Linked DNA regions of Mus musculus: region 2 is linked to region 1. A link is a loop called in an ENCODE intact Hi-C map of the cell type or tissue named here. Cell type or tissue: left cerebral cortex. All regions are shown on one strand. Each heading gives the region's core, and the rest is flanking DNA. Links, peaks and the distances in the headings are about the cores only. Region 1 has its middle 19 kb from the start of Phb. Region 2 holds the start of Slc35b1 (solute carrier family 35, member B1).

Region 1 (15,666 bases), core at 3,181-11,180:
CTGAACTCCCAGCACTGGGGAGGTGAAGAGAGGAGGGTCTCTGGCTAGTCAATCTACATAATGGGTTCACTCTGAGATCATTTTCTCTGAAAAAAAATAGATAGAGAATTATTTGTCTTTTAAAGATTTATTTATTTATTACATGTAAGTACACTGTAGCTGTCTTCAGACACACCAGAAGAGGGCATCAGATCTTGTTACGGATGGTTGTGAGCCACCATGTGGTTGCTGGGACTTGAACACTGGACCTTTGGAAGAGCAGTCGGGTACTCTTACCCACTGAGCCATCTCACCAGCCCCCTAGATAGAGAATTATTAAGACACCTAATATTGCCAGGTGGTGGTGGCGCACGCCTTTGATCCCAGCACTCGGGAGGCAGAGGCAGGCAGATTTCTGAGTTCCAGGCCAGCCTGGTCTACAAAGTGAGTTCCAGGACAGCCAGGGCTATATAGAGAAACCCTGTCTCAAAAAACCACAAAAAAAAAAGACACCTAACATTAACCTTTGACCAGCACACACACACACACACACACACACACACACACACACACACACACACATATAGACATACACATACCAGTAAGGTGGAAAATGACTAAGGAAACACCTGAAGTCAAACCCTGGTTATTGTGCAAGTATGCACAGGCATACACACAAAGTTTGCATTCCCAGCAGTAGGAAAGCAGAGATAGAAGGCTCCTTGAGACCCACTGGCCAGCACCCTAGCTTAATTGGCAAGTTCCAGGCCAGTGAGAGATCCAGGAAAGAAAACAAGGCAGGGGCTGGAAAGATGCTCCAGTGCTAAGAGCACACGCTGCTCTTGTAGAGGACCTGGTTCGGTTTCTGGCACCCACACGATTGCTCACAGTCTCCCATAACTCCAGCTCCAGGGTCTCTTCTGACCTCCTCAGGCTCCTGCATGATTGTGGTGCAAACCAACTCATGAAAACACACATACATAATAACCTTTAGACAACAACACCTGAGGTAGACCTCCAGACCACACATACATGCGTCCATGCATGTACCTGCGCGCGCACACACACACACACACACACACACACACACACACACACACACAAATAAAACAAATGAATGAAATACTAAAAGAAGATGTTACTTCTATCAGTGTGCGCATGAGTTAGCAATAGGTACATAGAAAAGTAGTCAGAATTTAAAGAGAGGCAGATTTCATTCCTAGTATATGACCATAGGAAAGGTCTCCGTGTGCGGACTGTGCTCATAGTGAAAGATTAGCACTTCAAAGCTCCCGGAAGTGTGTTATGAGATAGCTGCTCTGGGTCAGAGGGGGCAGGGAGGACGGTGTGCATGGGCTCAATATTCATCTCCTCAATGGAAGGGAATAGGTAAGTATTGGCCGTGGGGAATTCTGCAAGTAGAGTAGGTAGTGTGTTTATGTTTAGAAATGTGAAGGGGTCATCAGAGCCAACAGATAAAAGAGGGACAGAGTGAAGCCAGATGTGGTGGCACAAAGCCGTAATCCCAGCACTTGTGGGTGGAGGCAATGGGATCAGGAGTCCAAGGAAGGTTATTCCTGCCTAGACAGTGAGTTTAAGACCAATCTGAGCTACTGAGGGCCCAGTCTAAAATACACACAAATGAAGATTTGAAAGCACCTGGGAGTCCTGGCGTCTACTTATAATCTCTCAGCACTCCCAAGGTTGTGGCAGGGGATAGAATAGGAGTTAGAGACCAGGAGTTAGAATTAGCAAGACCTTGCCTATTAGCTAGTTACTAACTAACAAAAGTGTGATCTTTTGCAATGGTGAAGAAGAGGGGAGGGTGCTCCTCACTCTTTAAGCACCTTCTGGAACTTGGTTCATTTTTAAAAATTTTGAGACTAGGCTGGTCTTGAGCTCACAGAGATCCAAGGTCTTTGCCTTCTTAGTGCTGGGATTAAAGGTGTGTGCCATCACAGCTGGCTGGAACTCTGAGTTCTATATACATCTATACTACATAGGTATCTATCCTTGACAATAAATACAAAAAGAGCAACAATAAAAAGAGCATACAGGCTCATGCCTGTATTAAAGCACTCAGCAGGCTGAGGCAGGAGGATCATGGGGTTGAGACAGCCGGGGTTACATAGCAAGACTCAGTCTCTAAAAGTGGGGGCAGGGAGGAAGAAGACGAGAAGGGGAGGAGGAGGAAGAAGAGAAGGAGAGACAGATGCTTATAAGAAGAAAACAGACAGGAAAAGTAGCAGAGTTTTGTGTAAATGAAACCCTATTGTTAGTGTAAAAAAAAAAAACCAACTCTGTATGTAACCAAAGTTGTTTTCCTAACCTGCTAAAAATAAGCGGAATGTGTTAACTGGATTGATTGGAGTCATCATTTCATAATATGTGTATATCAAAATAATTACATACAGCATTGATTAATTAATTACCAAGAACATGCCGTGATAATTACACAGCACAAGGTGCCTATACTTCTTAGGCACAAGCACAAGACATCTAGCTAAAGCGATGTTTTTCTTTCTCTATAATACTATTTTTTTGGATCATAAAAACTGAAATAAAAACCAGCGAACCTTAAGAAACAGCCGCTATTAAGACTTTTGGCATCCTTTTTTAATGTACAGATAATTGGGATCCGACGGAGCACCTGGCTTCCATTCCCTTGGCTTTCCCCTGAATGTTTTTGCAAGCATAGGGGAAGGTGACAGAACAGGACAGGAGGAAGTGGCAGTTGACTGTGTCAATGATTCTTTAGGGATAGGAAATTAGCAGTGAAGTAGGGGGTGGAGAATGAAGTGAGAAAAGAGGGGTAGCCCATCCCACAGGTACTGGGACCCCCCTCCACCGACGTGGAGGCTGCCAGGAGCTACTTTATCTGGTGTTGCAAGGGTGGGTTTAGGAAAGGGCATGGGAGCGGAGCAAAACCTTCAAAAAGGCAAAGATGTTGACTGGGGAACAGAGAGGAGACCTGGGTCACAGAGCAGGGATGACAATACAAAGACAGGAGGGTGTGAGGCTAGGGGTAGGTAGAGGTGGAGTCGTGGCAGCTTCATGATAGCTAAGGTTGAGTTGGAGGAGAGGAAGTTGGGGGACTGGGCAGGTTCCAGGAAAGGCGTGAGCCACGAGATGGAACGAAGCAAGACTTCTAAGACAGGGCAGACTTGATGGCCAACCTGCACCCGTTCAGGTTTGTGACTGTGAATAATGATGGCTGTTAGCAGGTCCTGAAGTCCCCTGCAGCAATGGCTGGCTCTTCAAGCCAGGTGCTGGAGTATGTAAATAGCAGACTGATCCAGCTGAAGTTTGGTCACTTGTCATAGCACAAAAGAGGGCCGGAGAGATGGCTCAGCAGTTAAGAGCACTGGCTGCTTTTCCAGAGGACCCAGGTTCAAGTCCTAGCAACCACATGATGGCTCACAACTGCCTGTACAACTGTCCTAGTCAGGGTTTCTATTCCTGCACAAACATCATGAGCAAGAAACAAGTTGGGGAGAAAGGGTTTATTCAGCTTGCACTTCCACATTGCTGTTCGTCACCAAAGGAAGTCAGCATAGGAACTCACACAGGGCAGGAACCTGGAGGCAGGAGCTGATGCAGAGGCCATGGAGGGTGCTGCTCCCCCTGGCTTGCTCAGCTTACTCTCTTAGAAGCCAGGACTACCAGCCCAGGGATGTCACCACTTAAAATGGGCTGGGCCCACAAGGGGGGACCCTTGATCACTAATTGAGAAAATGCCTTACAGCTGGATTTCATGGAGGCGTTTTCTCAAGGGAGACTCCTTTCTCTGTGATAACTCCAGCTTGTGTCAAATTGACACACAAAACCAGCCAGGACAAGTTTCTGTTCCAGGGGGTCTGACACCCTCACACGTGCAGGCCAAACACCCATGTACACAAAGTGAAAATAAAATTAAAAAGGAGGGGAAGTTAGGTGGAGCGGTTAGAATCTCAGACGGGCTATCGGGTAGCAGAAAATGGTACCTGCCTGGGAGGCCCTGAGGAAGGGTTGCTAAGGAAACCTGAGTGAGTGGGCAAGAAGGACATGAGGTGCTTTTTGAGATAATCACGTTGGGAACGAGAGGCTTTAGAGATGTTTGGGTGGTGACAAGGTAGGGGGAAGTCAATGGTCCTTCAAAAGGTTGGAGACAGTCATTAAAAAAGGGAAGGGACTGAGGGCTTGTCTTCTATAGGCAGAGGGTAGGAATGGGAAAAAAAAATTATGTGAGAACTACCTTTTCCATCCTCCCACCCATTACCCCCAGGATGGCTGCAAAGAAGACTTCGGGGAACAAGGAGTCCTCTGGGAAGGGAGAAGGGAGTTTGAGCATCAGAGACCAGGGCGCTGTGAAGGGAACGGATGGGTTGGTTTGGAGATGTGCAGAATGGTGGGAGGGAACAGGGTCAGAGTGGGACTTGGGGACCCTGAAGCCAGGGCTCTCTCATGGTGATGGGGAGGGCGTGTTAGAGAGAGAGAGAGAGAGAGAGAGAGAGAGAGAAGCTACCAGCTCCTGTCAGGAAGGTTGTGTCAGTGGTTAGCTCAGGTGATGGTAGAGGGAGCTGGAGGACCCCTCACCCCCATTGTCCTTGCTCTGGGCTGGGCTCTGAGTTCCTTGCTGTGACACACTTGCCCTTCTATAGGGTCACCACCTGCACATTGCTAGCTCTCACGGGACACTGTAACACTCATTACTCCTCCCTGGCCACCACTACTCAGCGCTCACAGAGAGCAAAACACCATGAAGATTGTTCCAGGGCACGGAGCTTGGCCCAACTCCACAGAGGACTCCTCAAGAGTGAGTCAGAGTTCAGCAGGCCCCGAACGTTGGCTCCACCCTTCTTCCAACACAGCTACTGTTCGGTTGTGCTCTGTCAGATCCTGTGCTGCGGCCAATTCAGAAGTGACAGAAGCTGAGCTCTTACCTTCTAGGGTCTCCTGATCTTTAGACTGAAAAAAGAAGGAAGGGAAGGAGGGAGAAGGAGGCGGACCTGTGTTGGAGTCAATCCCGGGAATCCATCTCTCCAGGTCGCCGAGCCTGAAGCCATCTCCAAACAGGTCTCTTGGACGTCTCAGGCTGTGCAGGGTGAGCTGTTGTGGGAAAGGACACTGAACTCCAGTCAGGACACTTGGCCATTCTGTGACTACAGTTGCGTCTTTGATTTGTTTCCTCTTTTGCAAAATGGGGGTGATGGAGCTCCCCCCCCCAAGTGGTGCACAGAAGCACCTCAGGGCTCAAGTGAATGCCAGCTAGGGCTGGGATCATCTCCAAGGGCTATTCCAGCAGAGGCTGCCCTCCCTCCTCAGGACCACTCTCTTTTTGTTATCCCAGAAGTGCAGCCCCAGCTGGAAGGAGGAGACACGGTGCCTCAGGTGGACACCCATGCAACCAATTCGTCCTGGGAAAAAGACATAAAATCTCAGAAATGGCATAGCCCACCTCTTCCCCAGGGCTGCCAGGCATGAAAAATCTTAAGCTCTTGGACACGGGGGTGGGAGGAGCAAAAGCGGGGTTCTTGACACTGCTGAGGAAGCCCCCAGGTGTGGCTGCTACTTACTGCCCTCCAAAGGAAAGAGCAGCGAAGAAGCTGGGGGCTGCAGGCAGATCCCAGCAGAGAACTGAAGACTGGTTGTATCCTAGAGAGGGGCTGCATAACCGCTGATGTCACCAGAGGAACCTGGAGTCAGCTTCTCTCTCTCCTCTCCCCCTCCCTCCTCCCCTCCCTTCCATTCCCTCCCTGCTCTGTGTGCACTGGCAAGCACAGGCGTGCTTACACATGCTCCTGGCATCTGGAAGCCAGAGGTTGACCTTGGGTGTCTTCTTCAATCACACTTCTACCTTATTTTTGTCTTTGTTCTTGTTTTTTGAGACAGGGTCTTACTATGTAGACCAGACTGGCCTTGAACTCATAGAGGCAGGCCTGCATCTGCCTTTTAAGTGCTGGGATGAAGGTGCTGAAAGTGGGGCTGGAGAGATGGCTCAGCTGTTAAGAGCACTGACTGCTCTCCCAGAGGTCCTGAGTTCAATTCCCAGCAACCACATGGTGGCTCACAACCATCTGTAATGGGATCTGATGCTCTCTTCTGGTGTGTGTCTGAAGACAGCTGCAGTGTACTCATATACATAAAAATAAATAAATAAATCTTTAAAAAAAAGAAAAAGAAAAAGTGCTGAAAGTGACGTGTCACCACGCTCTGCCGTCTTATCTCTATGTCAAGGTCTCTGAGCCTAGACAAGTGAGCCTAGAGCTCACTGATTGAGATAGACTGGCCCTCAGATCCTCTTGTCTCCTTCCTGGTGTTAGATTACAGGCATCTACAGCCATCCTTTGCTTTTCGCCCAGACCTCATGGTTGAATAGCAAGAATTTTATCAATTGAGCCATCGACTCTGGTCCTGGAAACGGTTTTATTTATTTAAGTCCTACACGACAATGGCTGGACATGTGGCTCAGCATAGACCCCTTGCCTAGACATGCTAGCACATGCTAGACTCTAACACCTAAATAAATAAGTTACTAACGTGGTGCTGGATTGAACAGCAGGCACTAAATGAGTGTGGGTATTCCAACCAGGAGCAAGGGGTGGACCGGTGGTGTGGGCTTCTGACTCCCATGGACACTGAATACCATCATTGCAAGCACTGTGTCCAGCCTGGAGGAGGCAGCAGGGTGCCTCTGGTCCAGGTGGGCTGTGAGAGGCACCAACATGGACTGACTCTTTGTCTCCTGTCCCTTGCTATAAGTGTGGAAACATTCTGTCCAGTCCCCGAGGAAGAGAGCATCTGCGGGTCAGCTCACAGCCTTGTTGAGAGTGACCGAGTCCCCTGTGAGGAGGAAGGTCTGCCCCGGGGTGAAGGCCACTGGGACTGGGCTCAATTTGGAAATGAATCAGAGGGAAATTGATGCTCTAGGGACTGCTCTAGCCAATGGGGAATCAAAAGCAATGCTCCACATGGCCACTAGGAGGAGCCAGTGTCCTTGAGTACAGGGTGGCGCTCTCTAGGGATTGGGAGCCATCTACCATGGGAAAGGGTCAGCAATTGCAGGGTCTCCAGGCCTCTTCCAGACACCTTCCCTTTGACCCTGTCACACACAGGCTCCATGGAAATAGACTGTGCATGGTTCACTGGTAATTGCAGATTCTCCATCCTCACCCCAATGTGTAATTTTTTTTTTTTTAGGGGGTGAGGTGGGGTGGGAAAGCCAGTCTCCATTTCTGCATCTGAAAAACATGAGGATTTGCTTCGTCAGATGTTTTCTAAAGCACAATCATGGGGGGAGGGGGGTAGAGGTTCACCCATTCCTGGCACGGCCATGTAACTCCTGGCTGGTGTTGGTTTCTGCAGGCAAGCATCAGTTCCTGGCCTGACTTCATCTTCCTGTGTGAGGCTATTCCTCTGGAAGGCATGAGAGGCAGCAACCTCCTAGGGACACTGAGAGAGCCATCTGTTGATCTCTATGCTCTTGATATGACCCCTGGGCCCTTGCCCCAGGGCACATTTCATCTCTAAGTGTAGACAAGGTTTCCAGGTCTCTACTTGCTTGTCCCTCAGATATCTACCTCACATGTCTTCCCCACCCCCACCCCTGCTTCCCTTCCCCCAATCACCTAAGCTTGCAATCCAGGTGTCCACATCGAGCTCTCTTGTCTCACGTGTCCCACTCCATGTTCACGAAGTCTGGGCAGGCTTTCCCTGAAAATGTCCCCACCCCCCACCCCCACCCCCACCCCACCATCACCGTTTCTTCCGGAACAGTCCGTCTCCCTGACTCCAGCCTGTCCCCTCTCCGGTCTATCATATCTCTCTGCTGCCAGAGTGCTCTCTGAAGCACAAATCTGATTATGCACATTTCTGTCCTAGCATCCCCACTGTAGCCTTGTGGTCTGAAGATGAAGCCAAGTCCTAATGAGACTTCCCAGTCCATTCATGGTCTGACCCTTGCTTGCCCGGCCTAAGCTCAGTTCCCAGCATGCTCCTTGACCTGTCTGCACCACACTTCTCTCCATGCTCTGATCAGCCAGCCTGTGTTCTTCCAGGGGCTCCTGGACATCTGCCTGGTGAACTCAGACTCCTCTGCAGAGGCTGGGGTCAAGGACAAACATTTGTCTCCTTTGCGTCCTCCTCGTCCTCCCTATGTCCCTCCCCTCCAGTTTCCAGACAGGCTTCCCATTACACATCTTATGTTTCTCTGTAATCTGTCTGCCCTCGCCGATAGGCCAGAATCCCTATTTATGAATCGCCGTGCCTAACTCTGACTCTGTGGAGGGATTCAGTACATGTGCTGAGTGATTAAATGCTTGCAGAAATAGTCCTGGAAGTCACACGCTGGGATATAATCTTCCCTTGTCTCCCTGAATTCCTTGGAGTCAGGGAAAGGGAAGATGGGCAGCAAATGAGGTGGGAGACCTGGGCAAGCAGTGTGGCTCCGTCTGTCGTCGTGGGGCCTCGGGCACACAAGTTTTATAAGTCTAAGCATATTCCTCAAAGGAGGGGCATTGGCCTCTGCACTGCAATTACCACCTGGCTGGCGGGGTTGGGGGGGGGAGGGTCCCTCCTCACACAGGGAAAAGTGCCTTCTTGTCCATCCTTCTGCCTCCACACCTCACTGACAGCAGACTTTCCCTTTCAGTCTCAGGGCAATGAGAAGTCTATGGAGGCTTTTAAGTGAGGAAGTGACATGATTTGATTCCCATTTTATAAAGATTGCTCTGTCTGCTGTGTGGCAAATGCACTGTAGGGGGACAAGAGTGGAAGCAGGGAGGGGCGGAGGGAGGCACAGAGAGGAGGGGGGGAGGGAGAGACAGAGAGAGAGAGACAGAGACGGAGACAGAGAGACAGAGACACGGAGAAACAGAGACAGAGAGAGCAAGAGAAAGAGAGAGAGCAAGAGAGTGAGACAGAAGCAAGAGAGACACACAGAGACAGAGATGACAGAGAGACAGAGACCCAGAGAGCAAGAGAGAGACACAGACACAGAGACAGAGAGAAACACACAGAGACAGAGAGTCCTTTCCCAGATTCCTGGTACAGAGGTCTTGAAAGAGAGAGAGAGACAGAGAGACAGAGACAGAGACAGAGACAGAGACAGAGACTGAAGAGATGGAGGAAAGTGAGCAGGTAGACACACGCTTTAGAGGGAGAGATGATGTGATTGGTAACTGAGACCTCTGCAGAGAAGGCTCCAGAAGTGTATATAGAAGTTAAGGGTGGGTTGAGCCAGAGAGGCTGGGTCTGCAGAGCAAGGCACACAGTTCTCAGGTAGAGCACTCACTCACATGGCGGTGGAGATGAACAGATTCTCAGGGAGGTAAGTGGGGAGAGCCACAGTTCTGTCTCTTTCAGTCAATCCTTTTGTTTGTTTTTGTTTTTCAAGACAGGGTTTCTCTGTGTAGCCCTGGCTGTCTTAGAACTCGGATCTTTAGACGAGGCTGGCCTTGAATTCTCAGAGATCCACTAGCCTCTGCCTCCCCAGTGCTGGGATTAAAGGTGTCATCACATTCAGCTCTGAGCCTTAATGCCACCATTGGCCACAGAGCCCTTGCATGGAAAGAAAGCCTCTTGCCCTAAATCTATCCAAACAAGAGAGATCTCTTCAGTGGAATCTCAGCCTGAAAGTCCCCTTGGGCAGGCCAGCTTGGACACAGTGGCTGTAGAAAGGACAGACATCGGTCCTCACGCACTACCACTCTTGATGACGCCTTTTCTCTTGGTACTGCACTTTTCAAAGCTTCCTACAGTTTTCTGATGCAACACTTGTATAGAGGTCCTGGCAGGTTTTGATGGCAAGAGAAGAACCAGTTGAGTACAGGAGATGGTGTGTGTGTGTGTGTGTGTGTGTGTGTGTGTGTGTGTGTGTGTGTGTTGGGGAGTGGGGAGAACCTACAGCTGGAAGAGCGCTCAGAGCAAGAAGGTGGTAACTGGCCACCCCTACCCTGACTGCTGCCCGCTCCCTCAGCTCCCCCAGCTGCTGGGGAGGGAGGCTGGGGAGGAAGGAGGCCCAGTGATTAAGAGCTCCGGTTGTCAGGGATAGGGGCCAGGGGGCACGCCCCCTGGGTGACATTTTCTCGCATTGTGTCCTGCGAACAAAAACGAGTCTTATTTGAGGAGCTGGAGTGGGGAGGGGCAGGGGGGCGCCAAAGCAGCCGAGTGGAATCGTGGCTCCAGGGAATAGCCATTACTCATCAAAGGCCGGGGCAGCCCGCGTCTTTGTGTGCCCTCCGCAACCCGCCCGTGCCTGGCCACAGGCCCCGGCTGCGATGCTCAGGGCTGCGGGCGGAGCTGGGATCGTGTGTGGGCAGAGCCAGCTCTGGCGGCCTGGACCCGGCGGGCTTCCTGGAGGAAGGGGTGTGGAGCAGGGCAGCAGGGAGCTCAGCACCCGTTGGTGAAGCGCTGCAGGCTGAGCGGGGGAAGAAAGGACCGGGGCTCGGGAGATCAGGGACGAGGCGGAGATGGGGTAGAACCTCTAAGGTGTCAACGCAGCCCCCCCAACCCCCGGATGGAGTGTCCTGGAGGGGATGGGGGAAGGGGCCGCTTCCTGCTACACTAGTTATTTTGGGGCCTGAATCAAATCAAATCCGCCGCAGCCCCCAGAGCCCCCAGCAGCTGCGCACAACAGCTGTCCGGCCACCGAGGGCGAGGGGCGGCTGGAACCGTGCTTCCTGCCCCCCACCCATCTCTCCACTGCCCAAGGGTGTGGGCTGCAAGAGAACTAAGAGGGCAGGACAGGGCTTTGAGCTCGAGACAGAAACCTGGGCCTCCCCCACCCTGTGCTGTGCTAAGGTTACAGCTGAGATTGGCCTCTCTGTGCTCTTTTCTGCACATTCCCTCCCCGGTAAGCCCCTTTCCAGATCCAAGCCGTGCCTGCCAGAGCAATCCCCCCTCCAATGCCCCTAGTCCCTTCGGAAGCCTTCTGATCGTCTCTTGATGAAATGGGCTTTTTCTCTGAGCCTTTATCCTCAATAACGTCCCCTCTGTCTTTCGCTTTTGCCTCTCTGCCTCTGAGATTTTTGGGCATCTGTTTGGCAAGCACCTTTTCTTCAGACTGAACCTTCTTCCTGAGGGACCAGTAAGGGTGTGCTCTGAGCACTCCTTCCTCAAACCCAGTCCAGGTGTAACCTTTCTCTCTCTCTCTCTCTCTCTCTCTCTCTCTCTCTCTCTCTCTCTCTCTCTCTCTGTCTCCCCATCCTCTCTCTCCTCCATCCTCTCAGCCCTGCTCTGGGTATCTGTTCATTAGGCACCTACTGCCGGGGTCAGAAACAGCTCAGCCCTGGCCTGTGCCTGTAGGCTCCAGCTATGCCCGATAGGGCCATCTCATGCCAACTGGAATCCCGGGCATTGGCTTGCCAGAGAGTGAGGAGAGCCCCACATTCTCCTTAGTCCACCCTGGCCTAAGGCCAGCTAGTGACCACAAGTGTGAGCAAGCCTAACCATGGCCTGGGGCAGGCCTGTCCCTCAGGTCACAAGTCCATGACGGGTCCTCTCGTGCCCATCTTGTGCAGAAAGAACCCCATTGTCTGGGGGGCATAGCTGAGGGGTGAGTTCAGAGGCCAGAAGACCACTGGCTTGGTCATCGTCTTCTAACCACGGCAGGGCTCTGGCCCAGGAAAGTACCCACTGTAGGGGTGGCAGTACAAAGCACACAGAGCCAAAAGCCCCAACAGGGGCCCCGGCACTCCCCGCTCCAGCCCTGGAGATGGCCCTTCCTTTCCTTCCACATTCCTACCGGCAGATGCTCTTCTTTCCTTCCCCTACGCCAGGTCACTCTCCCCATCTGGGAGGACTCCAACGCAGCCACTTGGAGGGGAAGCTGGGGGTGTGACACCTGTCCCTAGGGGCCCCCTGGGCAGTCCCTGCAACCCCACTGACACTGGGGCAGGAGCCCAGCATGCTTTGATCTCCTGTGTAGCACATTTATGGTCAAAGCTGCCAAGACAAGGAGATGCGGCCAAGGAGCGCTTTAGACCACGCCCACTGTTAAGCTTGTCTTCTGGTCTGAGGCCTCCTTCTCCTCCAAACAGGCCTCCCCTGGTGGGCCTTCTGCTAACTTTCCCCAATTTCCCCCCTCCTCCCACCCCTCTGTACTCCACAGAGTATCCCCTCAGGACAGCAGCATCCTTTTGTCCTCTGTGGACCCAGAGGACAAAGAGACATAGACAGTGGCTGAGATAAGTTTCTCTCTGTCTCTGTCTGTGTCTCTGTGTCTGTCTCTGTCTGTCTCTCTCACACACACATGCACGCACACGCACACACGCACACAGAGACTCGATGCCCCGACCATCACCCTCAGCCCCTGCAGCCAGCCAGGCCAGCCTAGGAAAAGTCGAAAAGGAAGCCATTTCAGAAGATGGGATCCCTTCAGCTTTTTGGCCCTCCAGGTCTGGTCAAGGTTCTACCAGACACTTGTGAGAAGAGGGATGTGCCAGGGGTAGACTTGTGACCATGCTCCAGCAGGACTCATTTGGTTCTTGCTGCCGGGAGCCTACAGCGGAGTCCTCTATGGGGTCATCCACACATGGCCTGGTAGTGAGAGGCGGTCCCTACACCCACCTTCCCCGGGTTGGCTCACTCCTGCTATCAGATGATCTTTGTATCTGTGTCTAGCCTCAGGTCTTCCTGTTGCAGCCTATTTCCCACCCCAAGTGACAGCAGGGACTATGGGATTCAAGAAAGGAGACAGAGAGACCCACAGAGCAAGAGCCTGAGACAGGAAAGCCAGCAAAGCCAGCAGTCAAAAGATGTGGGGGTGAGAGGAGAGGAGATAGCAGGAGGGAGGATGGAGGGTGGGGGAGGGGGGAGAGCAATAGTGAAGAAGTGCTGAGCCAGGAACAGGGAGGAAGGAAGCCATCAGCCTTGGCCTCCCTCCTTCCCTCGCTCCCTCCCTCCCTCCCTCCATCCCTCCAGCCTTGCCGGCACCCTTCCAGACACAAATGCATCCGATTGGGCGATTGGGTGGCTGCCATGAAGGCTCCTAAAGGCTCTGTCCTGCAGAGATCACCTGGCCAAGTGTGGCAAAGTACGAACTGCTACCACCCCAGAGCCATCAGCAAGCCAGGCCATCCAGTTCCAGTCTGAAGCTAATCCTGGGAACCAAAACGACAAGGAATCTACCCTTGAGGACTCCTTGCTGGTTCTTGAACCGTACTAACCACTAGGAGACCCAGCCGCTGGCCACCCCCCCACCTTCCGCTTTGCCAGGCAGTGACTATTTGCTGACTGTCTCTTTCATGTTGCTAATCGCCCAGCCCCATCTAATTGGTAATTAGCCTTAAGAGCCCAAGCCTGGGCTCCACTAATTGCTGTTTGTCTCACCCTCATCTCCGGCAGCAGAGCCATGCCAACTCAGTGCCTGGGCTCTATCCGGGGCTGCTGGCATCCATCTGTGCCAGGCTCAGTAGAGGTTTCTGTGACCCCACCCTGCTCTCTCTTCCAGGGGTGCTGTGATCTACAGCAACAATGTCAGCCCTGAGGATGGGCGGTCTCCAGGAGTCCTTGGCAGCAGCCTACTGTGGCCCCCAGCTTTCATTGATATTCCACACCCAGTTACCAAAAAATTCTAGCCAAGAGTGGGCCAAGGCATGGGCACTCAAGGCTGGCAACCTGAATTTGATTGCCTGAACCTGCGTAAAGGTGAGAGAACCAACTCCACAAAAGTCGTCCTCTGACTTCCACACATATGTCCCCACTCAGGCCATGTGCACATATACAAATAATAATTGTTTATTTTAAATTAAAAGGCAACCTTGAACCACAGCCCCTGCTGAGGAGGAAAATCTGGAAGGGCTCCCTGGAGGAGGTGTCCTTCAGGTATTAAAAGCTAAAGAAGATTTAGCTCTCAGAAAAGGGAAAGGGGACATTCTAGACAGGAATAAGCAGTCCCCTTATAGAGGCTCTCAGGGATCCAAAGGTGACTATGCAGTGCTACTCCAGGGTCTGTCAATGTGGGTGGTGGGAAGGGGCTGCTGAACAGAGGACTAGCTTTGGGGGCCAGACTAAGGAGTCTCTTCCTTCAGGCAGTGGGAGCTAGGAAGGTGTTGAGTTGGGGGACACACACAATCTGTTCTGCTTGGGGAAAATGAGGATTGCGGAGGGGAGGAGCCAGGACCGCAGGGCATAGAGACAGTGATGCCTCTGGTTGGGGGCTGAGAAGAGGGATGAGCAAGTTAAGCAAGTCTCCCTCCACCCCAGAACCTGTGATGTTGAAGGGCAGTACTCACCCTGCACCCCACCCCCAGCCCCCCAGCCCCTGCCCCCACCCCAGGACGATTATATCAAGCTGTGAGTAAAGACTTCATAAGACAGTTAAAAAGGCTACCTCTTCCCTTGCTAACTAATCCTGCTAGGGGCAAAGCAGACATCTCATCTATCCCTCCACTTTTTGAGACTCAGCTATGCAGGTTCTTATCATAGGCACAGCTGTCATTGCATACCCAGAAAGCTCTAGTGGTCCTCTTGTCCCCGACCTTCCCTCAGTGCTGGGTTTACACATGGATGTCGGCACCAGCATCCTATCTTTTTAGGTGGGGACTTGGATTTGAACTCACATCCTCATGCTTATGCAGCAAGAACTCTTACCCTCTGAGTCATTTCCCCAAACCCCTCTACCCATCCTTCTAATCCCAGAACAACACTACTTCCTCCAGAAAGTTAGCCTGGATTCTGTAAAATCCCCTCCAGTATGCTGGAGTACAGTTGGCAGCTGTATCAGAGCCTCCCTGGAGGGTAAGCCGTCCGCCTCGCCCCAGGAGGTCCCAAATGTGTCTCACACATTTCCCTAGGCCTCTCTAGGGTGGGTCTTATTCTCCCTGCTGGACTGCAAGCATCCTCAACCCCTTGGTTATGGAGCGGCCTCCTCTGTCACTTCAGGCTTGCAGCATGGGATTGACAGATCCCTGATCCATTGCTGTGAGCTTGTGTGCTGCAGTATTCGCCTGCTCAGATACTTATCTTGCTCTCTAGGATGTTCCCAACTTGAGAAGAGCTTTGCTGAGAGAGCCAGGCGGGTGAGTGACAGCTCTAAGACTGGTCCAGACAAGGCACTTCCCACTGTTGGGGGCTCCTGGAAGATTTTTGGGGAGAACACAGTGTGTGGTGAGACAAGCAAGGCCTGCTGCTTTCATCAAAACCATCAGTGACATCTTGTGTTTTCCTTTCAGGCCTTTATTTCCTCCAGCAGTGCTGGCCTGGTGCCCCATGGTGGGGGGTGGGGAACCAAGTGTCCCCCCCACACACACCCTACCCCACCCCCCGCTATGCCAGGAGGGGCCTCAGGAAGAACTGCGGAAAGTCGGGAGCAGTTTGGGCAGATGAGCTTTGGACTCTCGTTTGCCCTTAAGTGTGCCTAAGACTAAAGATGCAAAGAAGTAGGGGTTGGAGACCACACTAAGGGAGAAGGTTTTGGGTATTTTCAGCTGTGTTTTAGAGACCACAGTTCCCTTGCAGGTGTTGGGGGTAAAGGTTGCGCCTTCTACCTTAATCTTTTCCATACGTGTCCCAATGTCCCGGTTGCATGCTCTTTGGAGCACAAGCCCTCTCTTCTGTGTAAACCTAAGCGGACCATCAAGCCTCCCATGAAATGACAATCTCTGGTGGGCTATGACAGTCCCCAAGTCTAGGACACCATGCCGGGCCCCTGGTTAATGGGTTCTTCCCCTGTGCTCCCTGGCAAAGCTCTTCTCAAGTTGGGATCAT
Region 2 (15,666 bases), core at 2,929-10,928, 260 kb after region 1:
ATTAAAGGTGGGCATCACTGTGCCCAGTTTTGGGCATAACACACTTTGGATGACTAGTTGTATATAGCTTCCTCAAAGACAAGAGAATGCCAACAAATGACAAGTCACCAAGACACTGGGAACACACACAGACACACACACATATACATAGACACACATATACAGACACATAGACACATACAAACACACACACACACAGACACATATACATACATACACACACACACACACACACACACACACACACACACACCAACACCAAAAGAAAAATCAGAATCAAAATTCGCCAGCTGTTTATAGCTTGCCTATAAACACAGACAGACAGACAGACACACAGACACAGACACACAGACACAGACACACACACGTTAGCAGGGGAGTAAATACCATACTTTGTCCCACTCAGGATCCTGAATGCCCATGACATTAAAGGGCATCACTAAGATGGAATGCACAGGAGGGAGGCCGCATCACAAAGAATGCTTCCTTTTCTCCTTTAGGAAAGTTTCCTCTAAAATAACAAGGTAAGTCTCTGCTGCTTTCCCTCTGTGGCCCCTACAGGCATTTGCTCTGGGTAGAACTCACCCAGGAAAACCAGCACGGTGCCCACCCACTGCATGGAGCTGATGGGGTTGGCAAAGAGGATCACAGAAGCCAAGATGGTGAAGAACTTCCGGGTTGTGGTGATGATGGAGCAGGTCAGGGGACCGAAGTACACGACTGTCATGAAGATAAAGCTCTAAAAAGAGAAGCAGAGTGAGACTGAGCACAGCCCTGAGGTCGCCACCCATACCAGGGCTAACTGCTCCCCTCTGCTCCCAGCCATTCTTTCTGAACCACATAGGAGGGAAGCCAAGCTGCCTCCTCCAAGGACCTCACCTGACCCAAGGCACTGGTCAGGCCAAAGAGCAGGATGTTATAGATGATGGTCGGGTACCTCTCGGCGAAGCTCAAGAACTCCCAGAGCTCCCCAGTAAACAGGATCCCTAAAAAGAGAAGAGGTGACCTGCGTGTCTTATGCTTACCCGCACACTGCACGCAGCCCTGCTTAAACACCCTGAGGGCAGCTGGGGGGAGGAACCATGTGTGGAGTTTATTCTGGCCTGGTATGCATCTTTCTCAAACTTTTATCTAGTTACAGAAACCAACTTGATTTTCCAAGAAAGGCTTCGAAGTTAATGGTTTTCTTCTGCCAAAGTGACTGATGGTGGGTATATTTGGCTTGGGTCTATAATCTCAGAGTCTGGGAAGCTGAGACTGTACGGATTGTGAGTTTTAGGTTAGCCTGAACTAGAGTGAGAAAATGCCTCAGAAAAACGAAAGTAAAATCGAAAGCCAGTGGGCTGGAGAGATGGCTCAGTGGTTAAGAGCACTGGCTGCTTTTCCAGAGGCTCTGAGTTCAAATCCCAGCAACCACATGGTGGCTCACAACCATCTGTCATGGGATCCAATGCCCTCTTCTTCTGTGTCTGAAGACAGTGTACATAAAAGAAATAAATCTTTAAAAACAAAACCAAACCAGCAATTTAAATAGTGATCAAACGCAGGCATCCTTAGATGTTGCAGACAGTGACCCACAGGTCTGCAGCTCAAGGAAGCTCCGGGAATCGGTCACCTCTAGCACCAACAGTCTTCTCCGTTATCCCAGTGTGTTACATGAAAAATACTTTCTACGTGTGCTCAGACGTCTCCAAAGCAAAGGCCGTCATCTGTAACCTCCATTCAGTGCCCTCGTAAGTCGGCGAGCACTATACTCATGTCTTGTCTACCTCATGAGAAAGACTGTTCCTAATTATCTCTGTGTGTTTCACCGTGTGCTTCTCGACTGCTGGAACATGTCTACCCCTACAGTGTTAGTAATAGGGAGAGGAGAGATACTGCCAGCACTGGTCTTTCCAGGAAGGTCTCTCAGGCATTAGACAGTAGGACATTTTGGAATTAAGTGGGGCTCTTGGCCTGCAAGGAAGTTAACAACTGGAAGCCAAGCTAGGGATAACTGGATGAGAGGAGTCTGCCCTCTGGTGATCTGTGCACAGAACAGCACAATGGCTCCTTACCAGCACCAAGCAAGAACGTGGACCAAAGGTTGATGTTCAACATCATGTGGTTGGAACCTGTTTGGTAATGAGCCCGCATATGGTCCTGGGAAACACCTGTCAGTCCATCCAGGGTCAGAGACATGAGCTGGGAAAGGAAGAAGAGCAGCCGGCAGTGAGCTGGCCAGCAGGGTGCCTCCACAGCCCTGGACAGAGTCCTCAGAATTACCCTGCCTACGGTCAGGTGCAGGGGTAGAAAGACTGTGCCAGCCGGGCGTGGTGGTGCACGCCTTTAATCCCAGCACCCAGGAGGCAGAGGCAGGCAGATTTCTGAGTTCGAGGCCAGCCTGGTCTACAGAGTGAGTTCCAGGACAGCCAGGACTAAACAGAGAAACCCTGTCACGAAAAACAAAAAAATAAAACAAAAAAAAGACTGTGCCAGCCTCTTTCGTGGCAGGCACCAGACTGGTCACAATGGGGCTGTCATCAGAGTAGAGCAGGAAGCCCACCAGTTCTCAGTGTCAAAGCCTACAAGCTGGTGCACAGGGACTGAACCAGGGAGTTGGGCAAGGGCTGCTTCATCCGCAGGCTAGCTTTCTGGCTCAGTAAGGACTGTGTTCCAGCACGGTAGTAGTAGCGCACGCCTTTAATCCCAGCACTCGGGAAGCAGAGACAGGCGGATCTTTAAAATTTGAGGCCAGCCAGGCCTATACACAGAAATTCTGTCTCAAAAGGTGGTTGGGGGGGGAGGGGGATGGCGAGAACTATACTCCAGAGCCTAGGTTCTGTGATCAGACTGCCTGGCCTGGAACCCTGCCACTTAAGTGATCAAGTGAGTGATCAAGTGAGTTAGCCTCCCCTCAGTTTCTTCACTTATAAAATGGAGGTAACACTGTGTTAGAATACTGTTGTAAATCAGCGACGATGTGAAGCACTTGGGACAGGGCCTAACACTAAATGACAACTGTCGTTCATTCAAGTCTGGCTTCTGTGTTGCCTGGAAACCCAGGGACGCACACTGCATCCTTTCCTCCTCAGCTCTCGGGTATCTCTGAGCTCACACAGGGATCTAGACACAGACCTCAGAGAGCTCTTCTCCAGGAGAGCTTCCTTAGCTATGGCTAAATATTTCAGGCTCCTTGTTGTGGCCATAGCAGAGCCAGGGACCTTTCAACAAAGACCAGCAACAGGAAGGAGTCAAGGGACAACACGCCCTCCCTTGGCTTTCTGCCTGCCTTGTTAAGGGCTGTCCTTGGTAGAATCTGCTAGAAAAGGCTGCCTTCAAAATAGGACTGCATACCAGAAGAAGCTCTCCAAAGCCAACAGTGTGCTCTTCTATTCCAACCACCTTCTTGGGCTTATACATGAAAAGAGCCACGCCAGCCACAATTAGCAATACACACAGGTACTTGGCCAGCGGGTACTTCTTCTTCAAGAGCGTCACTCCCAGGAGCATAACTACAGAGAGACAAGCAAACAAGACAGTGAAACTCAAGTCCCACTGGTCTCAGTGACCCCAGCACCCTCTTCCTGAGAGCCATGTCAAGACTGAGGGAGAAACGTCTGAGAAAGAAGCCCTACCGAGGGTGAGGTGGGAGGGGTGTCAGGCTGGCACCCAGATAAAGATGGTTGAGCAACAGGGTGTGAGTAGTGCACAGGTGGGGAAGGGAGGGGACAAAAGTCAAAGGTCCAGGAAGGACCTGGGAAGGGCGGAGGACAAGGGAGGGGACACCAGACACTGAAAGGAAGAGGTAGCTGGCCCGCACGGGATTCTGGGTGTGTGATGATAATGAAAACACGGGGGACACTACAGTAACTGAGGACACAAGGCAGGCAAGGTCAGCCTCTCGCTCCCACTTGGCCTGTGCACACCACAGGAAGCAACACCGGCGACAGGAAAGACACTAGGGAGACCTCCGACGGGATGGTGCCACCCAGAGTCACTTGGGGAGAAAGAGGAAGCCCGAGTTCACCATCTCGGCTTACCTGGGATTGGCTTGCAGGATTTACCGAGAACCTGAAATAAAAGTGAGCAAATAACTTCTGAGCATCTGTGGGGTCCCAGGAAGGATGTCGCTGCTACATTCAGAGGCGACAACATTGGCCCTCAACCCCACAGCTTGGTCTCAGGAGGCAGCCCTATCATGGCCAAACCCAACCTGTACCCAACTCTAGGTCCTAAACTCTTTCTCAAGCATACTCTGCTTTGAGTGTTTCTTTCTTTTTTCCTATTATTTATTTATATTTTGAACATAGTTTCAAGGTTTGTTTTGTTTTGAACATAGTTTCAAGTAGCCCAGGCTGGCTTTGAACTGGATACACTGCTACAGCAGAACATGATCATGAGCCTCTGATTCTGACCCTCCAGCCTCTACCTCCCAAGTACAAGGACTGCAGGCAGGCATGTGACACCATGCCTCGCTCATGCAGTGTTGGGGATGGAACCCAGGTCTTCACGCATGCTAAGCCAGCTCTACTAACTGAGCTCACTCCCTAGCCTTCTAGGATTGTTTCCTTTAAGTCACAGACCTGAGGGGAAGAGGAGGGAAGATCCCCTTAGTCCTGTCCACACAATTTCTGAGCCAACTCTCATCTCACCCTGAGGTTTCACCTGAGTTGGATAGTTGACAAACTGCAGGGCTGAGTTGCTGGAGACCATGGCACCCACATAGGAGACAGAACAGGCAGCATAGAGCCAGGTCCGAGTGCGATCCACCCTGGCAGTGTCAAAAAACTGGATCACTGGGAGAAGACAAAAAATAAAACAAAAACAAACAAAACATACAAGAGAAACCCGGTGGGGCAAGGATGGACCACTAAGCAAAAAGTTGAGGCCATAGGAAAGGAACTTGCCTGTCAAGTAAGACCGCTATTTCTATCCTCTTAAGCTGGGAAATCTCTGAAAATTATTCATCGTCCCAGTTCCCCTTAAGCCTAACACAACCACATGCTGAGTGGAGGGAGAGATTCACTGAGTTCAAGAAAGGATGGCTTAACTCTACTGACAGGAACAAAGACATGTTTGAAGCTGACACACAAAGCGAAGTCAAAGGGATAAAGGGGAAAATGTTCTAAGGGCTTTCAATGGGGATTTGGAATATAGACGGCCCAGTCGTCTCCAACTAAAAAGTTGGTATAATTTAGAGGCCTAATATTTTAATCTCATTTCACAGCCATTGGTTTTACAGTCTGTAGAGAAGCTGTTTAAATACTCAAGGGTGTGGAGGTAGGGAAAACTTTGATTTTTAAAGATGAATCCACGTCTATGCCCAGAATATGGGAGGAAGGAGAGTGAGCCCAACAAATTACTATGAGGTACTCACAGATCTTGGCAAACATAGCATTGATCACACACTGGATGAAAACCAAAGTTAAGGCAAAGGTGAATGTCTCCTGTTTGGGTCCTTCTCCATACTTCCCTCTTGTGCTAAGACGAAACACATAAAAAAGCAATTAGTGTGTGCTACTCGGTGGCATCAAGTATGTTCAGATCCACTGAGAGCTTTGGAAGTATCATGCTTTTGTGGGTGTAGTTAGAGTTAGGAAGGATTACTGAGCTCATTTACCCAAAGGAGACGATTTGATTTAAGCCTAAAAACTAAGTCTAAACAGTAGACGCCAACCTACTGCTACCATAGCCTAAGGAAAAAATATCCGTAAAGGACACAGGTAGGAGAAAAAAAAAAAGTCAAGACAGCTGAACAAAAGTATCCCCCGTAGGAGAAAAAAAAAAAAAAAAGGCAAGACCCAGAGCAAGAAGATTAACGGTCTGCAAACACCTCGGGGCTTTCTAAAAATAAAATAAAATAAGACCTGGCTCAGGTCACGGAGCACTCTTGGAATCAACAAAAGTAAAAATATCTAAAGGGAAAAAAAAAATCGCGTTCTAAAACTCCAGAGGCCGGCCCTGAAATTTTAGAATTACAAGGATGCTCAGCTAGCAATGTATAATAGCAGGGTGCAAAAAAAGGTCAGAGGGCCGAGCCGGAGAAGAGAAAACCCTGTACCAGACACAGGAAGCCTGAAGACTAGACCGTAAAATGGATGGTGGAGACTGAATTCCGGCCCTGGCTGGGGGATGCTAGGAGTCCTGCCCCCTCAAGGGTCTGCTCACATCTTCTCCTGCAGGATCCCATAGTAGAAATAGCAGACAAAGACACCCAAGAAGCAGAGCGGCAGGCGCAGCCGATCAGGCACCAGGGATCTACTAGCGGCCATGAGACGCACGGACGAGTCGGCCGAAGATCCGTTCAGAGCAGGTAGCGGTACCGGCGGCGAAGGCGAAAGCTCCAGGCGGACATCGCCGGCCGGCGGCAGGGACCTCATAGGAGCTGCGTGCGACCGCCGGCTCGTAGGCCGGAGCAGCTACCTCCAGATATGCCAGCTCAGAGCTTCCGAGAGGGAAATGCCTCCTGCCCCGGCAGGAGCGTTCTAGGAAAGAAGGAAGGCTTTAAGATCTTGGCTCCATTCCTGGTGGCCAGGAAAGCCAGCCATATCGAGGTTATTGTCTCCTCTTTTAGGTTTTTCCGATCAGGCAACGCCGAGGACATCTACAAGCTGGAGCTCGGTGGGGAGGCCTAGGCGATTACGCGGCGTATAGTGATGACGTATAAGTATGTGGATGTTATCAATTGGCTCCGCAGAGCGAAAATAGACAGATGGGCGGAGAAAGAGGCGGTGAGGCCAGAAGAGAATTAAAGGCTTTTTTTTTTTTTTGCAGTTGGCTGTCAGGCCTCGGCTGGGTCCTAACGCCAAGAACGCTTCATAGAGCCGTAGCGCCCTCTAGCCGCTGCCCAACGTTAGCGACTCCAACCCTGTCTACCCTGTGTTCAAGACCTGGCTAAGAAGTCCAGGTCCTCTTCTTTGGGCAGGGAGCCACCGGGCAGGCTCTGTGATAGGTCAGGGCTCTTATCACTTAGAGGCAGCACATCACGTGTTGCTTAAATTCCGAGCTACAGTTTTCTCGCTCTGCAAACGAGGGGTAATTAGTAATAACCACCCTGTCACTCATTGAACGGTGTGAGGATTAAATGAGCTAAGGTTTACCAAAGTGTTTTATAAACTGTTAAGTGTGCTGTGCAAGTTTGGAGTATTAGTCATCATATTTTCTCAACTCTAATCGTATTTCCTCACCTCTTCGAGGTGAAAAATTCAATTTATTGAAATGCCTTTTAAAAAACAACAAAAGACATAATCACATGTAGCGCAGGCTGTCCTCGAATCTGCTATGTAGAATAATGTTGAATTTACAATCCTTTTCTCTTTACCTCCCTTCCGAGTGTTTTTTTTTTTTTTTTTTTTTTTTTGGTTTTTCGAGACAGGTTTCTCTGTGTAGCCCTGGCTGTCCTGGAACTCACTCTGTAGACCTGGCTGACCTCGAACTCAGAAATCTGCCTGCCTCAGCCTCCCAAGTGCTGGGATTAAAGGAGTGCGCCACCACTGCCTGGCTCCCTTCCAACTTCTTAAGTAAATTTTCTTCAAGACCTTCCAACTCTCCAATGAAGCAACACACACACACACACACACACACCACACCACACCACACCACACCACACCTCTTCCTATTTTTGGTCTCATCCATGGACTTCTCCCTGATTTAACAGTTGGGTCTTCACCTGCTTTGCTAGAATTGCAAAAGCAAGACTTAACACCAGGTCACCAAGTCCCCTACCTAATAACAGTCCCAATTGTCAAGCAGTTGTGGGTCTTGGGTTGCTTTCCTCTAAGCAGGCTTGCTCCTTTGGCACGTCCTCAGGCAAAGGAAGGAAAGGCAGGCAGCACCACACCCATCACTGGGGACCTGACTCACTAAGGCTTTGGGGACAAGCCAGACATCTTTCAAGGCTAGGAGGACTAAGAGAAAATAGGGTCTGTCCCTTTCCTGGTGTCTCCTTCTGGGAGTCACTATACGTTTACTTTCTTGGCCTTTGGTTTATTCTAGTGAATCAGCAGACAGACACTTCCAGGGAACCAAACAGTGAGTCTGGATTCCACTTCTGCCTTTTATTTTCCAACTGGGACCTCAAACAATTCACTTGACCTGGGTTGAGTTTCCCCATGTGTTTTTTATTTTTTTCCAAGACAGGATTTCACTGGCTGTCCTGGAACTCTCTGTAGACAGGCTGGCCTTGAACTCAAGAGCTCCACCTGCCTCTGCCTCCTAAGTGCTGGAATTAAAGATGTGTGCGGTTGCCGCCGCCACCACCTGGCTGAGTCTCCTCAGGTGAGATCAATGGTGATAACCAGCAGGGGGGTTCTTTGGTTAGGAAGCACCAGCTGTGAAGTGGGTCAGGGTGCCAATCCTTACTCCCTGACTTGGTACAGTCTTTTTAGAAAAAGCTGTTTGGATATTCCTTCACTCACAGAATGGTTCTTCTCTCACCCCAACGGTTGTCATATTTTCTTTTTTTTTTTTTTTTTTTTTTTTAAAAGATTTTATTTATTTATATGTAAGTACACTGTAGCTGTCTTCAGACATTCCAGAAGAGGGAGTCAGATCTCGGATGGTTGTGAGCCACCATGTGGTTGCTGGGATTTGAACTGCGGACCTTCGGAAGAGCAGTTGGGTGCTCTTACCCACTGAGCCATCTCACCAGCCCGGTTGTCATATTTTCAATGACATTCTCTTACATCTTCTCATTTGGTTTGCTGGTGATAGTACTTGGGATAGCCTGACCTGCGCTCGGGGGATGGGGGGTGGGCGTTCCTGAAGTCTTCTGAGACAGATATGATTGCACCACTGTATTCCCCCCAGTAGAATGGAAATGCCTTTTGCTGAAATGCTTCATAAGTTCCACGCACTAACAGAATGTTGGGATGGTGATTCCCACTTTGCTCAAACATCTAAGAGCTCTTACATCTGAGAGGCTATGAAAGGACAAGGATGGTTTCTGTGTCCAAGGCTGCACACTCTTGCCTTGGGTACTCACTGGCACACAGATAGGCATGGTAGCTACTGCCTTAATGCTGCTCCAGCTACAAGCCATTTCCTAGTCTCATTTTCCCTGCAAGTACAAGGAGTCCCTGAAATGCCAGACTGTCTCCCTTCAGTTGTATTCACATTCTCTCTCAAGTCCACTGACGCTCAGGAGCTTTTGGGGGACTCTTATTAGAATGGGCCGCTTCCCTAGTGACTTCCATGTCCACTTGCAGGACACATCACATTCTCCATTCTACACAAGATGTCATGTTAATGTGTCTTTGTGAAAAGTCTCTAGCAAGGCCCATCCATACAGCAACTAGACCATTGTATGTTAAATGGAAGTTCCTTCTCTTGAAGACAGGATACAGTGATGGATACAATACCTTCCACTCTACTTCACTCCTCCCATCCCAGGTATTCAGAAAACCCAAACTGCTGGAATACATATTTATTTGGTCTATTAAAATCAAGATCTGCAAAAAATAAACAAACAAAAACCACAATAACCTCTAAACACAAGATATGAAACCTTGAACATTAACATTCTTCAATTTTGTGTAAGCTCTGCAATACGGAAAATATACAAACTTCAAATAGCTGCAAAAATAGTGTCTTTGGGAGAAAATAGAGTTTCTACATCGATACAAGAAAAATAGGCATTTTTCTAATTCAACCCAACCTTGGGGTGGGTAGAGGGCATGGAGCTGCTCATGCCCCCTGGGGCAGGTGGCGAGTACGGGGCTGCTGCATGCCCCCTGAAGGAATGCCAGACCCCTCTTCCCACTATTCACTTTGGGTTGGGATTCCCCTAAGACAATCTTTAGTCAGGGTAAAACTGAGATGAAAATGCCACTTGGGAAATCTCATGGTCCCCTGCCAACAGCTGATTGGTCAAGTGTTCTGGCCCTGAGGGCCACTCTGGTCAACTCCTCTAGGAGGGAGGCATCTGGTCTGCCTTTCTGTGTCTCTAGAGTGGAGCTGTCAGGAAGCCTGTGGCACCTCCCCTCTCTTAGCCACAGCCAACTGTTCCATGACAAGAGCCTCTTATAAGTCATCTGGACTCACACCCTGGGCTAGAAGATTCAAGACCTTCTGGCAGGTGAGGGAAACCGCAGGTACACAAGTGTAAGTTGTGAGCTGCCTGCTGCTGGTGGAGGAGGTAAGTCTCCTCCCTGTGGAGGGCTGATGTCCACCAAAGGACCTGGGGCTTTGACACAATAAAGGAAAGTGCTCAAAGGCCAAGAGGGAAGGAAGGGCTCCTCCATCCCCCAGCTTGGGAAGCTAACAAAGAGCTTGCCACCAAGGCACTAGTCTCCATGGTAAAGTGTGGTAGGGGCCTGGGGGACTCAGACTACCAAGGAGCTCTGGAAAAGCACAGACTCTTCCGATGGTGGGCTGCGCTGCCATGGCTCAGATGGCAGCGAGGAGGCCTTGGAAGCTTCTGGACCCTTCCGAGGTGCCCTGGGGCTGGCAGTGGGAAGAGGGGAGCCAGGGCTGGAGGGGCAGTTACGGAAGATGAAGCCCATACTGGGGAAGAGGGGCTTGATCAAGCTGACAGGGCAGAAGGCGGAGCCAGTCGGGTTGAAATGGACTTTGTTCTTGTCAGGACAGGAAGTCAAGAAGGCCAAGTCAGGACCTGGGGACCTGAGGAATGGAGAGAGACACAGACACATAAGTGCAAGAAAAATAGCCAGCGAAGCAAGGAGGACTGCCTGAGCAGGGTGCCTGGGGAGCTGGAAGGGTGACTGCCTCAGCAGGGCTTCTGGGGAGCTGGGTTCCTGCTCAAAATGACAGTAACCTGGTCAAAACCTGGAAAGCTCTGCCACTTTTGAGGCCCCTCGGGTCTCATTGCTGCTGTGGTGGGTTTTGCCTGAAGCATGGTTCTCAGCCTTAACCCTATTCACATCCAAAGTTGAATGATTTCCTGCTGCAGGGATCATGGTAGAGAACACTTCCCTACAAGTCACAGGACATTTAACAGCATCCCTGGACTGTACCAACTAGCTATCAGCACGATCATGTCCCTTTCTCCCTAGTTATGACAACTAAAAATGTCTCTTGGGCTAGGGACATCAGGAGCTTCCTACCCATCAGGAGCTTCCCAGGAGGAAAGTTGCTGACGTGAAGAAAGCCCAGGACTTCTTAGGAAATAACTGATCAACACCACCTTCCTTAAAGGTCTAACACAGAGTGGGAAGCTAGCAGAGATGACTGGGAGGGAGACTGCTCTAGCTTCATGAGCCTGTGACAGAATGAGGACCAGTCACAGCCTCACTTCTACCTGCCTCTATGGGAGAGGGAGGAAAGCTACAAGCCTGCATAATTTGCAGAACAAAACCTTTTTCCTCCACAGTGCCTCAGAGGACCAGAAGTCAGGAGAACACCAGGCAGCAGTGGGAATGGTAACGAAGACCTGCTGACAGTGGGTTTGTTTTTCCAAAACGCCCACTCCCATGGGTTGTCTTCTCCCTCAGCTGAGATACAAATGGTGCCCTCAATGCCCAAACCCAGACCTAGCCAAATCTTTACTCCCACACCATGACTAAACTTCCTGGCTGCTATCAAAACCACAACTTCCAGTGTGAATCTGCCTAAACGAATATAAAGCTGCAGGAGAAAATAGAGCAAGCTCTCTCAGGCCTACAAAGGGGACTGGGGTGGACTCAGGAAAGGCCATGGTCAAACCCCACACGGATGGTAAAGAGATCAGTGTCTGGCTCCTGAACCGTCCAATATGACTTGAGAATATTCCAAAGTTCTTTCTTGCAAGAATTAGAAATTTCTCCCTGGAAGTTTACAACACTGGAACTGAACAGCCAGTGGGTAAAGAAATACTGGTATGTTCATTTTCTCTCTCGCTCATTCATATTCATTCTCTGTCTCTCTGTCTCTGCCTCTGCACCTCCCCCCTCCCCTCCCCATCATGGTTTAGCAAGTCCTCACACTCTCCCCTCTACCCCCCATCATGGTCTAGCAAGTCCTCACACTTTCCCCAGGGATGGTTAAAAAAAAAAATAGAAGGAACAAAAAGGCTTAAGTTTCAGATCTCTTTCCCTTCCAGCTCCCGCTGCGCTTGTGGCTGGCGTGTGGGCAGAAAGCAGGTTTCTATGGAGATAATGATAAGCAAAGAGTTAAGTGCTCAGAGTAGGCAATGTCAACAAGTTTGATCATGGAAAATCTGCGAGACCGATCGTCTGATGTTGACAACCTCTAGACTCTCTAGACTGGAGAGACTGGAGACTGAAGAAGGACCTGAACAGTGGGACAACACGGGCTCCCCTTCCATAGTGTCCCTCCCTCCCTCCCTCCCATGCTTCATCCATGGGATGCACTCACGTGGCCTCCTCAAACACACGCACTCTCTCACAGCCTTCTGGGGGCTCCCGTTTGAAGACGTAGCTGTGATTGGGCCGAGGGGAAGCAGCAAAGGCAAGGACTGGAGACGGACTGCCATCTTCTAGGAAGGCTGGGTTGCCTGGAGAGGAGGCTAGAGAGAGAGCAGGGCTGAGTCAGTGGAGACCAAGGAAAACCTCTACTCTCCTTAGCTCAAGCCTTCTGTACCACGGGGCTGGGTAGCGCTGCTATTTGGGCTGCTGTGTTTCATGCTACACCACTGGAGATGGGGGCTGTAGCTCAGCTGTAGAGCACTTGTTAAACAGTATGAGGCCATGGGTCCTATTCCAGTAGCACCACAAGAGGGGACAAAACTTGCTGAATTGATGGAGAAGATTCCTTGTAATCCTGTATTCCCAGGAGCAAAGAGAATGCCTGGACCTCTGACATAAAGGAAATACCTGCTGTCCTCTGCCTTCTCCTGGGGCCAGTGCCCTGGCCAAGGAGCACCATAGCTTCATCCCTTCTTTATTTTGGAAAGCTAGCCCCTCCTTGCAGAGAGGACTCCTGTATTAACTCCAAGAAGCAACCTTGACTCTGCCCCACTCAGAGGATAACATTTCTCTCACTTTCCATCCTGTGACTGCACTTTGCCTAGGCTGCAAATATTGACTTTATCTGTGTTTCTCTTATACTTCTTCCTTCCCATTCTGTGCTGTCTATTTCCTGTGTGTATTGTTAAATGATGCCCTTGACCAGCCTAGCTCATGAGGTTACTATGAACAAGTCAGGTGGTGCGGGCAACCGTTTTTTTCTAACACTGGGTGTTAATAGGATTCCTGCCTTATTCTAAGTAGAAAGCCAAGTCCTACATGGTAGAAACTAGGGATTTAGAACCAAAAATTTGTGGAATCAGTCTGGGTCAAACATGCAGGACCCTGAATAAGAGACTATATTCTCTTATCTAATTTGTAACTGCCTTGAAGGTCTTCCTGGATATGAGTCAAGGGAACCCTTGAACACAGATGGGCTAGCTTTCTACCTTGGCAGCCTGAACCTTAGCCAAATAACAGGGATGGGAAAGGTTGCTCTTTTGGGTAAGAGAATTTATAATATAAACATGGAGTCAGAGTGCTGTAAGGACCATTATTATCACAGGTATAGTGTGCAGAACTGACTCACACAGAGCTGGTTGGTTCAGAATGCTAGGCCTGAATGCTTCACAGCAAAGATCAGTGGAGTCCCTGCTGTAGCCCAGAGCCAGCTCTAGTGCTCCGGTTCCATGACTTACCTTTGTTACCGTGGATGGATGCTAGTTCCTCGGTGGCACCCTGGTGCTCCTCACGGCTGGCCTGGCTGGGAGGCTGGGGGGATGCCAGTGGCACGGAGGGAGAGCTGGTCAGGTTGCCTGGCTCCAAAAGGAGGGAATGGTCACAGCTGCTATTCTGTGGAGGAGCTGGGGCACGGTGCCCATCAGGGACCTCAAGTATCTGACGAGGAAAGAGAAGAGACTCAGTCCAGGGTCTTCTCAGGCCTGTGACATTGCAGTGACCCTCAGGGGTCTCCCTGTACCTTTTCTCTTAGCCTCGAGGACAGAAGAATGTCACTTCCTTAAGCCTGACAACTTACAGTCTAGGAGAAACTGTTTCTCCCAGAGTACTTTTGTTCTTTTTCCTCGAGACTTGTTAATCCTCTCTACAGTCACGTTCATTTGTGTGATGTGATCAGTGCCCCTCTATGTACACAGGCTCTTGGACACAAAGGTGACTGATACATAGGGTGACATAATAGGGCCAAGGTACCAGAACATCACACATGCTATAAGCCACTGCAGGACAAACGTGCAGATGGTTTTCATACATTAAATACCTCACATCCTTCTTTTTAAATATTTGATGATATTTTGTCTCCCAATGAACTAGTGTGTGCATGTGTTCAGGGGCATAAGGAATCACCCATACATCCATTGAAAAATCAGCCAGCAGCCAGCTGTGGTAGAACATGTCTTTAATGCCAGCACCCAGATCTCTGAGTTGATCTCAGTGCTCTTGAACCCACAGAGACCTTCCTGCCAAGACAGACTAGTCTACATATGGAGTTCCAGGACAGCCAGACATAGTGAGACCCTGTCTCAAAACAACCAACCAAACAAACACATAAAAATAAACAAACAAGCCAGGTGGTGGTATCGCATGCCTTTAATCCCAGCACTTGGGAGGCAGAGGCAGGCGGATTTCTGAGTTCAAGGCCAGCCTGGTCTACAGAGTGAGTTCCAGGACAGCCAGGGCTATACAGAGAAACCCTGTCTCCAAACAAACAAACAAACAAACACTAGCCTGTAGGGAAATAACAAGCTGAAGCTTGTGAGCATCAAAATTATGTTCATACAGCTCAACTGACATTCCCCAACTGAACTGTGCCAATATAAAGATGTCCCGAGATGGCAAAGGAGGCGGCTGGTGATTCTGCCTGGGCATGGGGTGGAGGAAGACTGCATATGGCAACTGTACATGAAGGACTGATGGGTGCCTGTGAGTAGTGAGACACGGGGAGGGACGTAGTGACTGAAAGTAAGGCAGTGTGAGCTGGGCACGTGTGGGTAAGGGTAGGGGCCCTCTCTGTGCTCATCTGTGATGGCTAATCTAACTTTATGGACATTAACATCCCAGCAGCAACAGTCTCTGAGCATGTCTGTGAGGCACTCCCTGAATCAGGTTAGCTGAGCTGGGCAGAGCCACTGTAAAAGACACAGCCCCATCCCCAGCAGGGGTCCCACACTGAGTAAAGAGTAAAACCCAAACTGAGGCCAACACTCGCTGCTTTCTGTGTCATGGCCACAGATGCCCCTTGACCTTCTGCCTCACGCTGTTACCATGACTGCCTACCACAATGGGTCACACCTGGGACTGGGAGGCAGCCTGTGCTCCCTTCCCTGAGCTGCTTTTGTTGGGTATTTGTCACAGCAAAGACAAAGAGTTAACATGCCTGTCCCTACCACACGGCCTTCCCTAGTGACACCCACCTATCCCTGCTGCCCCCGTGCTTAAGTTCACTTGAGACAAATGCGCTCCATTTGTGTACTTCTGGAAGGTGGTGTTTACATGTTGTTGCTTGCAGAGCCACAGCCTGAGAGTCCCCAAAGAGCGGCACTGCCGTCTGCCCTCGTGCAGGAGCAGCCGGCCAGTACCGTCGGGGCAGCCACCACTCACCCTCAGCAGCTCCTCTTCACCCTGCTCCTTCACAAACACCTCTTCCAGCTCCTGGTTGAGCCCTTCTAGGCTTCTGTGCAGACAAGGGCTGAGTCGCAGGACGGGGGGTCCTGGGGGGTGGCTGGGAAGGGATGCCTACAGAGAGGCAAATGAAGCCATCAGATGA

Evidence for each region. Hi-C counts contacts between places; a loop is a spot of excess contacts. Peaks named below come from ENCODE experiments on the same cell type or tissue, not always from the same donor. Only the 100,000 strongest peaks of a DNase experiment are listed, where the experiment ranks them.
Region 2: a loop joins it to region 1, with 2.4 times the contacts of the local background. A loop is called at or near these places in 11 of 42 quality-filtered maps.

What each region holds. Positions count from the first base shown.
Region 1 is chr11:95,640,306-95,655,971 of GRCm38, reverse strand. No RefSeq gene overlaps it. Among named protein-coding and RNA genes, the nearest start is that of Phb, 19 kb to the left of the region's middle. In left cerebral cortex, for the core only: a CTCF peak has its summit at 6,933 (motif pointing right); a DNase peak (open chromatin) is centred at 6,932.
Region 2 is chr11:95,375,598-95,391,263 of GRCm38, reverse strand. It overlaps Fam117a (family with sequence similarity 117, member A), which reads right to left. Exons shown (of 8, transcript NM_172543.4): 5 at 15,501-15,635; 6 at 13,583-13,781; 7 at 12,295-12,445; 8 at 9,392-10,602. The coding sequence ends at 10,305. It overlaps Slc35b1 (solute carrier family 35, member B1), which reads right to left and starts at 6,408. Exons shown (of 9, transcript NM_016752.3): 1 at 6,151-6,408; 2 at 5,360-5,463; 3 at 4,648-4,778; 4 at 4,023-4,053; 5 at 3,337-3,494; 6 at 2,058-2,184; 7 at 880-986; 8 at 586-739. The coding sequence starts at 6,254. In left cerebral cortex, for the core only: a CTCF peak has its summit at 6,830; a DNase peak (open chromatin) is centred at 6,658; H3K4me3 peaks cover 1,713 bases; H3K27ac peaks cover 871 bases.